Linked DNA regions of Homo sapiens: region 2 is linked to region 1. The links are chromatin loops, found by intact Hi-C in ENCODE. Cell type or tissue: PC-9. All regions are shown on one strand. Each heading gives the region's core, and the rest is flanking DNA. Links, peaks and the distances in the headings are about the cores only.

Region 1 (8,343 bases), core at 316-8,315:
CAGGCATCCACCACACCCGGATAATTTTTGTATTTTTAGTAGAGACGGGCTTTCACCATGTTAGCCAAGCTCATTTCAAACTCCTGAACTCAAATGATCTGCCTGCCCCGGCCTCCCAAAGTGCTGGGATTAGAGGCGTGAGCCACCGCGCCCGGTTGAGCCTCTTACTTTTTTTTTTCAATCTACTTGGCATAATAGCCCATATGCATTTCATCTGCGAGAGCCAGGTCTTCTGGCTCTGGCCAAGCTGAACATCCCCAAATTAACCCTGAGCTTTGGAGAGAGCTTTATTTTACCCCCTCTGCCAGCCCGTTACACTTTAAGAAACATAGCTGAAAACTGACTTAGCTTCAAGTAAGATTTGTCACTGTGTGTACTGAAGGCCCGGCTCTACTAGGTAACAATAGAAATCATCTGCCTCCGCCGCCTCCTTGACCAGCCTTCATCATTCTCATCAGTATTTAACATAGACATTTCTCTATTGGATTGACTTCTCAAAGATGTTGATATTTTCCAGTAAGGCAGCAAGTGACCACCAGAAAGACACTGTGTATATCTAAGTACACCCCAGTTTAATCTGTTCAAACAGCTGGCTGAGGCTTCTTTTTTCAAGAGAACATAACTGAAGGCAGTTAGAATGGTTTCTTTTGTGCAAATTTCCCCTCCCAGAGACCAGTCCCAGGAGTTCCTTCAACTGCATTATCCATTAATGCTGTGGATTCATTTCCCCCAAATAAACAAGTTTTCCTGCCAAAAAAAATATTCAGTATGATTGGATGCGGGGATATGTCTTGGGACCTGATTTTGAGGCACGTTCTTCATTTTTCTGGGTTGGCCCTCATTTTCCTTACTGAGCTCTTACGGGCAGCGACAGGGTGGCTGTAGCCCTCATTTCTGAAGGCCCTCACTGCCTTGTTAATCCTGTGTGTGGCTATTCAGCCCCCTTGAAAGCATCCTTCATTTCTGTTTGCTTAGTTTCCTGCATGCCTCTTCCAGATCATCTTTCACCTCTTGCTTCAACCTCTGGGGACATGTGTGGTTTCTACATAATGCACAAATGTGACTTCGGGGGAGGGGAGGATGGCTGTGGACTCATACACTTCAGCTGGAATCACTGGACTCTGAAATAGGGGAGGTCCTTTCTGAATGGGCTGGTCAGGAAAGAGGGGAGATGGAAAGACCAACAGGCAACCTCAGGCACTGTAGATTTCCCCTCCTACCGCAAGACAGAAAGCTGTGTATGTGTTTTGCATTATAAGGAAAGTGTGAACTACAGATCCTGTGGACCAAATCACTATAAATAACACTCTTGTATCTGATTCTAAATTGGGACATTGAGGAGAATAAGGGACCAACAACCAACATTTCTGTAGGAAAAAGATCTGGTTCTTTATTCACCCAAATGTTGATCACTGGGGGTCAACGAATTTTCTCTATGAAAGTTAGATGGTAAATATTTTCAGCTTTGGGGACCGTATGGTTTCTGTCACAGCTGCTCAGTCCTGCCTTTGTAGCTCTCAAGCAGCCATAGACAGCATATAAACACTCGAATGTGTGGCTGGCCATAATTTGCCCACCTCTGAGAGAGTCTAAATTCATAAAATTTACTAATAATCATTGTCGTTGTTCACATAAATTGATGAGTGTTCTGTATGTGGCCAGGCTCTATGCTAAGTACTTGTTGCGAATGGTCGCATTTATACCATTCAAAACAATTCTGTAAGATTATTAATAGTATTGTACCCATCTTACAGGTAAGGAAGCAGAGGCTTAGAGAAGTTAAATAACATTAAGTGTAGGCAAGGTTGAATTTGGAACAAGTAAATTTCACTCCAAACTCATGCTTTATACCACTACACAATACAGTCAGCCTACAGTACCTGCATCATTGATATCCGCATTTTCTTTTAGATCCTGACATAAGCCAGTATTTGGACTTAAGTTATATACATATATAGCTAAAGTTTTGCTGTATAGTTACAGCTAGTTTTGCTTCTTACCTGCCGAGGATCAGTGCTAGGAAATGAATACATGAAGTCCTGGAGAGCTCAGAGGCAGAAGACATATATGTCCAGGCTGCTTTCCAGGTTCTAAGACCCTGTGCTCTGAAAATAGTGAGGTGGAGCCAGGCCTTCAGCAAGCTATACTACTCCTTGGAATGGCCTCACCCAGGCCCAGCACTGGCATGAGCTGCCAAGCCATTGCACACAGGTGCAGGCTCCTCAGCTGCTGGTGGCACAGAGCAGCTTCTGCTGTTTCCCTACCTCTAAGCCAGAATTAGACCTGAAGCTGCTCTGTGGTCAGGGGAGACTAGAAATTGCATAATTAAGTTGTTTTCTAAATAGTGGTATCATTAGCATGCAAGTCGACCAAACAGAAATGTCTGTTAAAGATGGTAGGAACCATGTTTTGATGCCTTTGTTGTTATAATGAGTAAAATGTGTTCTGAAGAAAACTTAGAGTAAAAGTAAAAGATCAGGGGAAAAGTATCGCATATGCTATCACCACCAAAGTTCTTTCTTCAGGCTTATTGGGATGGTAGTGGGGGTTGGGGGTGGGGATTCTGTGGTCAAATAAATTTGGAAAATGCAAGCCTAGAAAAACTTGAACAATATTCTCAGGGATATAGTATGATGTTTTCCCAAAATGTGTGCATGTGTGTGTGTATGTGTGTGTGTGTGTATGTGTATGTATGTGTCTCCCCTTATAAAAATGTTTATAAGGAATATCCTTTGAGAAACCCAAACCCAGAGGCATTTCCCAGTGTTAACACTTTGGTAAATTTCTTTATGGTCCAATATTTTTCAAATGGGTGGGCATGTCAGCAACAGTAACTGTGGTGATTATTAAATACTTAAAAAATCATTTTTTTTTGAGACATGGTCTTTTGCTCCATCACCCAGGCTGGAGTGCGGTGGTGCAAACATAGCTTACTGCAGCTTCAGCCTCCCAGGTTCAGGCTATCCTCCTGCCTCAGCTTTCTGTGTAGCTGGGACCACAGGCATGCACCACCATGCCCAGCTACTTTTTGTATTTTTTGTAGAGACAGGGTCTCACTTTGTTGCCCAGGCTGGTCTCCAGCCTCAAGCAGTCCTCCCACCTCAGCCTCCCAAAGTGTTGGGATTACGGGCATGAGCCACTGCACCCAATAATCTCTTTTTTAATTTTTTTAGGAATAGGGGTTATATATATTCATTCCTGTGTGTTTGTGAATGTTTAAGTTTATTTTGAAACAGTTCATAATTACAGAAATGTTGCAAGAACAGTATGAAGGACTCCCCTATTCTCATTTCCCCATTTGTTACCATTTTACTATCTTTGCCTTATTCTCATTGTTTGTGCATGTGTGCACACATTATTATTGCTATTATTTTTGTATTTTTCATTACTGAAATCTGAATTATAAAATTCTTCAATGAACTGTGAACTTATTTCTCCAAAATACTATAGAAACTCAAATTAGACTACAAGTTTATTAATTTCCCCCATTTCTACCTGCTGCATTAAGGTAAATTATGCTTTTCAAGTGTGTGAAAAGTTATAAAATTTCAAGGAAACATTTTGATAAGGCTGCAGCCTGCAGTCCTCGTGAGGAGGAAAGAATTGTCAAAGCCAAGGAAGTCTTCAGTTGAGGCCCATGCACAATCCTAATCAGTCTGGATTAGTGAGGTTGTAATTTGATGTTGGATGGGACTGTCCCAACCATTTGGAGCCAGTTTGAAGTCCTATTAGACAGGGTCCTTTAAGAATTAGAGTCAGCTGTTTGCTGAGGTGTGAACCTCAGCCTGAAACATGCTTCCATTTTTAAGTTTCAGGACTAAGGGGGCCATGCAGGAGCTCTGGGCTTTAGTGACCCCTCTATTTTGTTTCCTGTGGTGACTTGTCATGTTTTCACAGCGCATCAATATGGATAGTTTTTAAAGTGACAGCCAGTTTCAACAGTGGTTTTATTTCACATACATTGGAGCTTCCATATCTGGATTTTTTTTTTGTCAGCCACTAAATCAAAGCTCTTCCTCCTCCAGATGGTTTAAGACACCCAATTTGAACATTAAGTGAGTCAAGCAAACCCTGTGCCACATTACCAAAGGGCCTGCTGGTTTAAGAGACTATGGATGTGACTTACATAACCTCTCATGGAGCATTTCCAAAACCTTGTAAGGAAGCTGGGTATAGTCACCTCTCCTTCATAACGTTAACACTGAGCCATGAAGCCAGGGCTTGTGTCCTCAGAGAATGCATAAGGAAACAATCACCAGATCGCCCTGGGAGGAGAAGGCACTAGGCGTTTGTTCAGGAGGTTGATGCAACACTCACAACAGCCGCAGGATACATGTATCATACCTCCCAGCTGGAAGGCAGAAACAACTTCAAGTTCAGCTCCCACACTCACATGTGTGGTAGCTCTATACCTAACTAGAAAAGTGCCTTGTTTAGGTATAAATTAGATTGCAGGGACTGAAAAAAAAATTTTTTTTAATTTTTAAAAACATTTTATTATGAAAATTTTCAAAGATACTTCAAAAAAGAGAAATACAGTCAGCCTGCATATACGCACTACACAGATGCAACCATTTATCAAGATTTTGCCACATTTCTTTACCCCGTCCCTTATTTATTTTTTGCTAAAATATTCACAACAAACCCCAGATATCATATCATTTTACCCCTAACATACTTCAACATGCCTCTCTAAAAAAGTAGACATTTTATAAACACAATGCCACTATCCCACCTATAAAATTAATCCAGGACCAAAATTTTGATGTATACTTTTTACATAGCTTCTGCAGCTGGGTAACCTCACAGCACAAGAATCAACAAGTCCATGCCTACACGAATTCAGCTGATAACTTTAAAGAGAGGGATCCTTGCTCTCAACTTTGGACGAAATTCTTTGGTTTGGGGCTGGGGGCAGGTGAAGAATTTGCACTTGTGGTTCTCCAGAATGTAATCTCAGGTATTGAACTGTGCCATTTGCTTCCTGGGCATTTCATCCTTTCATCAATGATTGGTAATCATAACTTACAGGAATTTTTAAAACAATATTTTAATTGGAAAACGCATCTGTCAGCTGTCAGGCTTCCAGTTTCCACTTTTGAGAAGCAGGATGTTGAATGTGAGTAATGACACAACAGGCCTATAAAATGCGGACTAACCCTCGGATGACTCATCCGGTACAATGCAGTATATTTGTCAAGGAGACTGAATCATATATGGGGGAAACCACTTCTCAGGCAGCCAGCTGGTTCTCAGGTCAGCAAGAGACGATCCATTTTTATCGGAAGCTTTATAGTAGCAATAATGCTAATACCCAGCACTCGGGCTCCACAATGTAGAGGAAATGGCATCGCCTGGCAGGTACGTGCTTACTGTTTACATGAACTTTATTTTTTCATTGTTCTCTTATTCTTAACCTTTCTGGTGCCTGCTTTTAGCATTTTTTTAAAGGAGAAAATTTATCCTAGTTGTAGAGGACCACAGTGTGTATGTGTTTGTATTTGTGTGTGCCCACGTGCAAGGACAGATAGGTAACCTCTGGTCTGTTGATAGACACAGAGCTCTTAGCCTCTCATGCCTCTTTCTGAAAACAAATTTCTCCTTAGATATTCTGATAGAAATGTTTTGTTGTTGTTGTTGTTGTTTTTTATTATTAAGTCCTGAATCTAAAAGATGCTGCCTAGGAAACAGCTTGCAGAGATGGTATACCTCTTGGGTGGGTAGTGTAGAGCTTTAAAACAAATGAATAAGCAGAGGTGAGCTGAAGGAGGTGGTCTAACAATTACTATTGTGTTACGTTGGATTTCTTTCAGTACTGTGCTTTTTTCCTACCCCCATGATGCGTGACTTAATGCAAGAAAGCTTTATTCCCCTACGGAGTGAATAGGGTGGGTTTTGTTTGTTTGTTTGTTTGTTTGTTTTTATAAATCACAATTTGCTCATACTGAATTCATGCATTAACTTTTTCTAGGTGGGAGAAAGGGTAGTGGGGATTTGGTAGCAACATTTAATTATAGCGTTCACATGATCTGAAGGATCATTCTGCATAATTGGGAGGCTGTGTCTGCCTGTCTGACCCTCTCTCTTTCTTCACCCACTAAATTTAAACAATGTCTGACTAGTTAAAGCACATATCTTATTTATTTGAGTGTATTAAACATTCCTATGTGTGTTGACAGTCTATTCAGTGTCTCCTCATATTTTAAAAAAATACTTTGTGAGTCTTGCTTGTTAGGGACAGATGCTATAGTTAGTTTATAGCAGTACTATTTATGCTTTCCTGGTCTGTCTGTCCAGAATGGCTAGGTCAGGACCTATAACACAACTGCCCACAAATTTGCCTAAGATTTAGCATTTGTGGAGCAGCCCAGTGTATAGCAGTAAATCCTGTTATCACTCAGAGAGCATTAAACAGATCTGGGGTTACCAAGCTGGAAAAATCGGCAATCTTTGTTTCTCTTCCCCTTTCTTATAAAATCCATAATAATGACTTGTTTTCCTTGAAGTGTATGAATTTTAAGCTGTCAGTAAATGCATTCAATTTACTTAACTACATTCAGAAATTCCTATAATTTGGAAAACCAGCATGAAGGGAGTTTGTTTCTGTTTGTTTTGTAGATTAAGGGGTGTACTTTTTATAGAATGGCCAATTTGTTTTTGGAGACAAGACCATCTCTAAATTTCATTAATTTTGCATTCTATAAATGAAAGCCACCTGTTATGCTGTAACGTGCTAATTATGGTAGAGGACAATAATGAAGAAGAACAGTATTTGAAATATGTGGGGGTTTTGCTAAGAATTTTCATGCCCACATCTGTAGTGCTTATTTTTATGTGTGTATACATGCATATATAGTACACATTTAATAATAGCACTTGGTGACATTAAAAAATACTTCAGATTCAAAGTGAGGGCCATTTTTTATTAACAACATTTTTTTAAGTTGTGAAAGAAAGGCTACTTTAAAAGTGTTAGCTTGAACTAAGACCCATATTTTGCCATCTTATAGTAAACGGGGTTTTTTCTTATAGTTTTGGTGAATGCCACACTCAACTTAGGGTTCACTTTATCAAATTCATTAGAAAAATATACATTAATTTTGTTTTATTTTAAAGACAGAATAACTAATTTCCTGTGCTTTCACGGAAACATTAGGTTTCATGGTAGCATTTTTTTTTTCCTTGAGGCCTATGGTAAATGATTATAGTCAGGGATAAAAAAAACATTTATTTTAAAGTTCTTGATTTAGTGACACTTTCTGTGTCTTGTTTTTCTGTGATTTGTATAGTTGGGACTCGCTCAGGTCCTGTCCACATTCTTTCCAGAGCACCATATTCTGTTAGCTTTGGTTACAGTACACAGAGGGTATACTGACCATTGAAATTGGACAATGATAATCACTCCTAGGGTTGTGGCTGCCACGCCTCAGAGGCCCCTTTGCTGTTAAGCACTGTGAGCCATCAGTCCAAAGGAACCACGTGGTTTTTAGATGCCTTCTTTCCCTTTTGAGGGAAAAGGAATACAGAGCCATGGCCAGTTCCAAAGGTCTCATATCATTCAACTTGGAAGCAATCAATAGATATTGAGTGAGACGCTGCCTATGTTCAGAGCAATGTGCTGGGGAGTGTTACATTTAAAAGTGTTTCAAATCTGAGCCCAGTCCGGTTCTTCTCTTAATTCCCGCCCTAGTGGGGATTCATTGTTATTGGAGATAAATTCCTCCCTGGGTTTTCTTTTATTCATAGATTTACTGGAGTCTACAATCCAGAGCCACTCATTGCTATTGTGTATAAGCAGCTTTGAGCTATTCCTTTTTGGTTCTTCAAAACCTAACTCTGCTTGGATGGAAATCAAGAAAGAACTGCTCTACTCAAAAATCCATTTGATAGTTTTGGTGGCCATGTCTTCTGAGCCAAGTAGAGTGACATAACCTTGGAAAAAAGATTTTTGTTTTTCCTTTTTCTTGGGGAGAGTGAGAGTCAGGGAGAGCATTTGAATCCTGAAAGGTTAAGAGTGTCCAAGATATTTTAGTGGAACAATTTTTCCCAATCTTTGCTGGCTTGCAGATTTTTAGCACTTACTAAAATTATATTCTAAAGACTCAAAGCTATTACGAATTCAATAAACATTTTATAAAAACAGGTTTATGTAAAATTAGTATAGATCACCTACCAACATTTAAACATCCTTATTTGTATTTGGAGGGAGACCTGTTTGTTACAGAGTCTGCAGTCTGTCCTTGCTGTCCGGATGTGTGGTTTATGGATGTGTGGTCATGATGATCACTGCCTCAGGAGGCTTGGCCTGTCTATCGCCTGCTGTCCATTGCTCACTGTCTGCTG
Region 2 (8,343 bases), core at 338-8,337, 85 kb before region 1:
AAATTTATTTTTGTGACAAGTAAAAGAACACTGCAGGTCTTTTGACATGGAATAAAGTGAGGTACAAATTGCTGTGGGTAAGAGACAGTTGGGGCCAAAGGAAGATCACTGGTTTATGGAGACTTGGGAGAATCTGCCTCCTAAGAATAAAATAAATCAGCCAGGGGCAGTCAACAGTCCTTCCTTCATCAAGAAATGGCACAGAAGGGCAGCCAAGAGGTTATCCTATGAGCATTGTTATGTCACAGTAGGAATTGGAGTCGGGGGGAGGGGACGGGGTTGGGGGGAATTACCATTAGCAGTTGAAGTGGTAGGAAATTTTTACATAGGAGAGTATGGTGATCATATTTGCATTTTAGAAAATAATGGATAGCAGTTTGTTAGGGGAACAAAGGACAGAGACAGGGAGACTATTTAAAACATTAATAAAAAATACCAGTGACAGATGATGAGGCACCTACCTGATGGGAATGGAGAAGAGGAGATGGATTCAGAAACTACTTAGGAGGTACAGTCATCAAGATCTAGATGACTAATTGCATGTAGGGGGTAAAAAAGTAGGAAGAAGAGAGGATGATGACTCCTGCATTTCTGGCTTGGGAAAGTGGTTAGATTGTGGGCTGGATGTGTGCATGATTATGTGTGTGTAGCTGAAAAGGCAATTTAGCTTTGCAACTGTTGAAGTGAATATGGACCATAGACATAGATATCCCTAGGTAGCTGAATATGTAGCCTGCAAATCAGGAGAAAATTCTAGGTGAAGATGGTAATTGCGAATCATCAGAGTCTATATGGTAAGTGGGAGTGGATGAGGCAGCCCATGTAGACAGACCGCAGAGGGAGGAGAAGGCCGAGGACCAAACTTGCAGAACACCCACATGTGAGGGGCAACCAAAAGCAGCTGCCTGTGAAGGAGATTGAGGAGTCAAGCCACACAAACTCAAAACTGTAAACATCATTGGGAGCCTTAGACAGTCTAGCTCAGTTGGAGTTGGATTTGACTATATGTAACAGAAACCCAACTACAGTGTACTAACAGACTTCTTATTCAGAGGCAGGCAGTCCAAGGCTGATGCCCAAAGAAGCCATCAAGACCCGTGCTACTTCCAGCTCCTTCTGTCCTCATAATCATAGATGATTGCTCCACATCCAGGTATTAAGCTCTTATTCCAAGCAGGAAGGGGAAGGACAAAGGGCAAAAGGCATTTGCCAAGTCTCTCCCTTTTTATGAGGAAAAACAATCATTTTCTGATAAGCCCTATTCACTGGACTAAAACCTACAACCCATTGGCCAAGATTGGGTATATGAATATATCACTGCATGAGTACCAGGGCAAAATGAGTATTTTTTTAAACTTTTTGCTTTGGAATAATTTCAAATGGACAAAATTTGCAAAAGTAGTACAAAGAATTCTTGTATTTTTTCACCCAAAATTTCCCAATACTAACATTTACCACAATTACTTTATCATTTTCTTTCTCTCTCTCTCATGCATGCGTGATGCTCATTTACTTCTAGTTTGGTATGTGCTTCCTAAAAATAAAGACTTTCTCTTACATAACCACAGTACAATGATCAAAATCAGAATATTAACACTGATACAAGGCTATTATTTAATCTACAGCTTTTGTCAATTGTCCCACTAATGTCCTTTATAACAGAGAAGAAGCTTTTTTTCTGGTCCAGGAACCAATCCAGGACCAAACATTGCATTTCGTTGTCATGTTGGTTTAGTCTACTTTAACATGAAATAGTTCCTCAATCTGTCTTTGCCTTTCATGTTGTTGGTATTTTTGAAAACTGAAGTCCAGTTACTTTGCAGAACATCCCTTATTTGGGTTTGTCTGACAGTTCCTCAGGATTCAGGTTAGGTATTTTTGGCTAGAATACCACAGAAGTGATGCTGCAACCTTCTCGATGCATCATGGCAGAAGCTACCCTATTTTGACTTGTTCTGTTACTAATGATATTAGCTTTGATAACTTGGTTAAGGTGGTAAGGTAGTATCCGTCAGATTTCTCTACTATAAAGTCCCTATTTTACCCTTTGAAATTAATAAGAATCTGTGAGGAGAGGCTTTGAGATGATATAAATATCATGTTTCTCATCAAAACTTCACCCACTAGTTTTAGCATCCATTGATAATCCTTGCCTGAAACAATAAGATGGTAATTTTCTAATTCTGTCTTTCCATGTATGAGTTTGCCTTGCACCATATGGAAAGCTTTCCTTTCTCCACTTATTCATTTATTTCCGTACGGACTCAAAGATTTTTATTCTACTTGATAAGTTACAACCCATTACTATCAGAGTTTATTTTAACATGGAATTGTCCCAGATTGGCCATTAGGAACCCCTTTAAGCTGGCTCTGTGTCCTATTGACATGTCCCCATCATTCTTTGGGGACTTTTCTTATTGAGATTATTATTTTTAACAGGGTACATTGCTACCTTGATAAAATCAGCCTTCTGTTAATAAGGAACAAAAGGAGAAACAAAAATTGTGTGGGCAACCAGAAGTGTCTACCACACCTAGCTCCTCACCAGCCAAGAGGTGGTGGCTTGAATCCAGGCTGACAGCCTTGCTTTTTTCTAACATAACAACTTTGTGACTACATTCCAAAAAGAGCCTTGAGGCCATTTAATTCCATCCATTCTTCTCCTCACTGTAATCCTTTATCACTTATCCAAACTGAGTGCTCCTAGAGCCAGGTCATCTGTGTTGCACAACTCCTGGAGGTGCCATTCATATTGCAGACTATGAATGATGTGCTAGAACAGGAGCCAGCAAATTTTCTTTCTTTCTTTCTTTTTTTTTTTTTGAGACAGGGTGGAATGCAATGGTATGAACACAAGGCTCACTACAACCTCTACCTCCTGGGCTCAAGCGATCCTCTCACCACAGCCTCCTGAGTAGCTAGGACTACAGGTGCACACTGACATGCCTGGCTAATTTTTTTCTTTTTTTTTTTTTTTTTAAGAGATGGGGTTTTGCCATGTTACCCAGGTTGGTCCTGAACTTCTCAGCTCAAGCAATCTGCCCATCTCAGCCTCCCAAAGTGCTGGGATTACAGTGGCATGAGCCACTGTGCCTGGGCAATAAACTTCTATAAAGGGCCAGATAGGGCCAATAGTCTCCACTGTGTGGGCCACACAATCTCTGTTGCAACTACTCATTTCTGCTGTTGTAGTGGGAATGCAGCCATAGACAATGTTTAAATGAGCGGGCATGGCTATGATCCAAAAAAACTTTATTTATGGACACTGACATTGAACTTCATATCATTTTCATGTATCATGAAATGCTCTCATATTCATTTTTAAAAACCCATTTAAAATGTAAAAATTATTCTTAGTTTGCGAGCTATACAAAAATAAGCAGCTGGCTAGATCCGGCCATAGTTCACCACCTCCTGCTCTGTTCAGTCTGAGCCATCTTGTGCGGTGCTCCTGCCTCTGGAGGTCTCTTCTCCCTTACCCTAATCTCCAATCTGCTATCCTGCTCTGGGCTTCCTCTCCACCTTCTACCTTCTTCCTTCCCAGATCTTTCTTCTGTGCCCTGCTTTCATTCAATTGTATATAAACTTCTTTCCACTTTTAACCTCCTGGCTCATTCCTTGCCTTAACTGAAAAGTAACTGTAATCCCTAAGGAACATGATTCCATTGCTGAATTCTAGAAAGGATGCTACTCATTTTCCCATGCCCCACAACCCATGGGTATGGAAAGTGGTACTGGCGCTCTCCACATTCCTCAATCCTACTTCTAAACCTTTAGCTCTTCCAACCTCCAGCAAAACTCCCTCCTCCTTTGATGCTCTACCATCTGAGTCTTTGAGCAATAGCTAACATATGCTGAGCAATATCCTGAGCAAAACCAGGAGACAGGTACAATTGTTATCCCCTACTTTGCAGAGGCAACGAGGGGTTAAAGTCACACAGCCAATAGTAAATGGCAGAGCCAGGATCTAATCCCAGCAGTCCACACTTACTCCCAAGATGTTACACTGCCTTTTCTCTATGACCACATGGATCACCATCCTCCATTCAAGCCTCTGAATTCCATTATCTCCTGGATCAGTTAGGTACCTGGGCGGAAACAGGTGCACATTCAGCCTGAGTCATTTGAAAAGGATCTAGTCAAGGAAATATTTACAAACGTGTAGAGCAGTGTTGCTCAACCTTTTGTCATTATCTCCTTATTTCATCCTAAGAGAAAAATTTAAATTTCCCTTGACAAAATTTTGGTGAGTAGGGTTGAGCTTTGGAGGCCAACAAACCATTTCATATCTAAGATTGTTTTGCTCCCCCAGACTAATTTTCACCCCTTTAGAGGCAATATTACCCCCATTTAGAATGTAAGAATGCATGGAGAGGGAAACCATAGTGATACCACAGCCCTCCAGGCTAGTGACTGAGATACCATCTCAAGGCCAGAAGTGGTGAGGGAGGGAGGTATTACTGGAAGTCGGAGACATCTGAGAGCTGTGACATTCTGTCAAGAGATTGGTATGGCCCCAGGACTGATCCATTCTTCACACTACAGTGAAAGTCATCTTTCTTTCTTTCTTTCTTTCTTTCTTTTTTTTTTAGAGATGGAGTCTTGCTCTGTCACCCAGGCTGGAGTGCAGTGGCCTGATCTCGGCTCACTGCAACCTTTGCCTCCCGGGTTCGAGTGATTCTCCTGCCTCAGCCTCCCGAGTAGCTGGGATTACAGGCATGCGCCACCATGCCTGGCTAATTTTCTGTATTTTTAGTAGAGACAGGGTTTCTCCAAGTTGGTCAGGCTGGTCTCAAACTCCCGACCTCAGATGATCACCCGCCTTGGCCTCCCAAAGTGCTAGGATTACAGGTGTGAGCCACTGCGCCTGGCCGAAAGTCATCTTTCTAACTGGAAACAGTGGGCGCCTTTGGAAGACAGAACTGGATAGTGGAAACAAGCAGGAAGAAGACCTTTTCAGCTTTTGAAGGCTGTACAATATGCATGTATCATCTAATTTTAAAATAAAATGTAATTTTAAAAATTGACCTAAAATGCAAATATGGTCATTCTTTCTCATGCTCAAAACACTTCAGTAGCCCATCTGCCACCAAGTTAAAATCCAAATTCATCCACATGTCACACAAGGCCCCCGGCATATTTCTTTAGCCCATCTCTGCCACTCTCCACCTCAAAACCTGTGTCCAGACATGTGAATTGCTGAAAATTGAGTGCATTCCCTAAGCAATGGTTTTCCTTTATTGCCAATTTGCTCATAATACCATGTTGTATCAGACATCTGTTTCTTATACCTGCAGTTTCCACATGCTAGAACGCAAAGCCTCTCCCTCTCCTCTACTTTTCTTCCTGGTGAATTCTTCATTCTTCAAGATCCAGTTAAAATTACCTCTCCTGGCTCCCACTCCCACTTCCCAGAGAACAGTTAACAACCTTCTCTGTGTCACCACTGTACAGTACAGTGATTAAGAATATAAGTTCTAATGCCAAACTATGTGGGTTTTGATCCTGGATTTGCCAATTCAGTTGGTCACATTGGGCATGCTACTTAACCTCTGTGTTTTGGTTGTCTTATTTATAAAATGGGGATTCAAATAGTTTCTATCTTAGAAGGAGAGCCTTCATTCATTAAATATTAACTAAGCATTTGTTTTTCTATATTGAAACCAACCAAAATTCCTGCCCTGGTGGAACTTAGATAGATTCTAGTGCAGGGGTTGGCAATCTACAGCTCCTGACCAAACTTAGTCACTTGTTTTATAAAGTTTTATTGGTACATGGCCACACCCTTTAGATTATGTATTATCTATGGCCACGTGCATGCTACAAAGGTTGGGTTCAGTGGTTGCAACACAGACCATATGGCTTGTACAGCTGAAAATATTTACTATCTGGCCCTTAAAGAAAAGGTTTGCTGTCCCTTGTTCTAGTGAGATTAAAGTAGTTCACACATGTAAACATGTAAAGTGTTTAAATTTTTGAATCATTGACTAGCACTTGGTAAGACACTCAATTAATACCAGCTTTATTAATATGATTGCATTCCTTTACTGTAGCACCTAACACCAGTACTCAGTTAAATTTTTTGCTGAATAAATCAATGAATGGAGAGGTAAAGAGGAACCAGAAGTTGGGGTTACAGAAGTCACTGATGGAAGAGTTTCAAGATAGTAGAAGTGGTCAGCCCTGTTAAGTGACAAGCCAAGGACTGAAGAAAGACTGGCAGATTTGGCAATCAGATGAAGTGACCTGACCAAAGAGCAGCTTGTGTGAAGTAGTGAGGACAGGCGCTGGTCTGCGACTGGTTTAGGAGGAAATGGAAATGAAGAAGAAGAGATAGGAAAGTGGAGATTATATGATGACAAGTATCAAGATAAAAATGAACACATTTGGCCTGCTACCTGAATTTTTTAAATCGGCTCACCAAAAAATATCAGGCTTATTGAAATATTGGAATATCTGATGAAGTTTCCTCTTATCTTTGAGCTGTTTGGGTTTGGGTAAAATTTCAATGCTTAAAATTCACGTCTACAACTAGCAGGCAGAACCTTAAAGTCCAGAACCATTAAAGGGTTTAATAATGGTGAGGCATATGATGATGCTGATGATGATAATGTTTCTTTCTTTCTTTTGTGATCTTAATCACTGTGTGATCTTAACTAGTTTGAAATGAGAATTTCAATGGAGACAGTAGTGTAAATTTACCAACAGAACAATTACAGTCGTGACAAAACAAAAACTATACAAGCATATTTTTGTTCATTCTATAAATTTGTACTGAGTACTTTATATACACTAGGCATTCTGACAGATATAATTATGTGGGTATAAAATTTAGTTTATTTGATAGTTGCTTTCCCCACCGCCTCCAGAAATTCTTGATTTAGTTGGTAAAGAAAATCAGTTAAGCAAATAAGTTCACTATTTGTAGAAGTGTAGATGGGTTATGGTGGGGGCACAAAATAATAAAATAATGTATTTAAAACTATTTTCACATCTGTGAAAAGCTCTATACATCTGTGGCATTAAGACTAAAGAGAATGGTATCAAGTCATAGCTGCTTTCTAGAAAACATGCATGAGACATTTAGGACCTCTGCATATTACCACTGAGTTGTTTTTCTTTTAAGGGGCTACAAAGGAGTATGTTCAGCATGATCTTATTTTTATTAAAATTATACTTTCTATACAGAAAAAGACTATAAAAATACACACTTAAAACATTAGCAGTGACCCACAGCTAGTATCATACTGAATGGGGAATAACTAAAAGCCTTTTCTCCATGATCTAGAACACAACAAAAATGCCCATTTTTACCACTATTATTCAACTTAGTACTGGAAGTTCTAGCTAGGGCAATCAGACACGAGAATGAAATAAAATGCATCCAAATTTGAAAGGAAGAAGTGAAATTATCCTTGTTTGCAGATGATATGATCTTATATTTGGAAAAATCTAACAATTGCACACACACAAAAATATCTATTAGAACTGATCACTGGGCATGGTGGCTAACGCCTGTAATCCCAGCACTTTGGGAGGCCCAGGTGGGTGGATCACGAGGTCAAGAGGTGGAGACCATCCTGGCCAACATGGTGAAACCCTGTCTCTACTAAAAATACAAAAATTAGCTGGGGGTGGTGGAGCGTGCCTGTAGTCCCAGCTACTCGGGAGGCTGAGGCAGGAGAATCGCTTGAACCTAGGAGGCAGACGTTGCAATGAGCCAAGATCGCACCACTGCACTCCAGCCTGGCGACAGAGCAAGACTCCATCTCAAAAAAAAAAAAAAAAAAAAAAAAAAAACAAGAACTGATCAACAAATTTAGTAAAGTTGCAGGATACAAAATCTACACAGAACCAGAAGTGGTGGCTCATGCCTGTAATCCCAGCACTTTGGGAGGCCAAGGTGGGTAGATCACTTGGGCTCAGGAATTCAAGACCAGTCTGAGCAACATGACGAAACACCATCTCAAAAAAAGTGCAAAAAATTAGCCAGGCATTGTGGCACACACCCAGCTACTAGGGAGGCTGGCAGATGGCAGGATGCCTTGAGCCCAGGAAGCAGAGGTTCCAGTGAGTCAAGATCACACTGCTTTCTAGCCTGGGCAACAGAGCCAGGTCTGTCTCAAAAAAAAAAAAAAAAAAAAAAAAAAAAAAAAAAAACTCAACACACAAAAATCAGTAGCATTTCTATATGCCAACAGTGAGCAATCTGAAAAAGAAATTTTACAAAGTAATCCCATTTACAATAGCCACACATAAAATTAAATACCTAGGAATTAACCAAAGAAGTGAAAGATATCTATAATGAAAATAACAAAACACTGATAAAAGAAATTGAAGAGG

The links. Peaks named below come from ENCODE experiments on the same cell type or tissue, not always from the same donor. Only the 100,000 strongest peaks of a DNase experiment are listed, where the experiment ranks them.
Region 2: it touches region 1 in a loop (7-fold over the local background); 2 of 110 quality-filtered maps call a loop at or near these places.

What each region holds. Positions count from the first base shown.
Region 1 is chr2:65,363,608-65,371,950 of GRCh38, reverse strand. All of the region lies in intron 1 of SPRED2 (sprouty related EVH1 domain containing 2), which reads left to right. Among named protein-coding and RNA genes, the nearest start is that of SPRED2, 65 kb to the left of the region's middle. In PC-9, for the core only: no CTCF peak of the experiment used is centred there; DNase peaks (open chromatin) are centred at 4,250 and 5,160; H3K4me3 peaks cover 1,165 bases; H3K27ac peaks cover 3,622 bases.
Region 2 is chr2:65,448,470-65,456,812 of GRCh38, reverse strand. LOC105374780 (a long non-coding RNA gene) reads left to right here and starts at 288. Exons shown (of 5, transcript NR_187891.1): 1 at 288-508; 2 at 1,053-1,153; 3 at 2,831-2,930. In PC-9, for the core only: no CTCF peak of the experiment used is centred there; DNase peaks (open chromatin) are centred at 532, 2,692, 4,112, 4,422 and 1 weaker place; H3K27ac peaks cover 3,356 bases.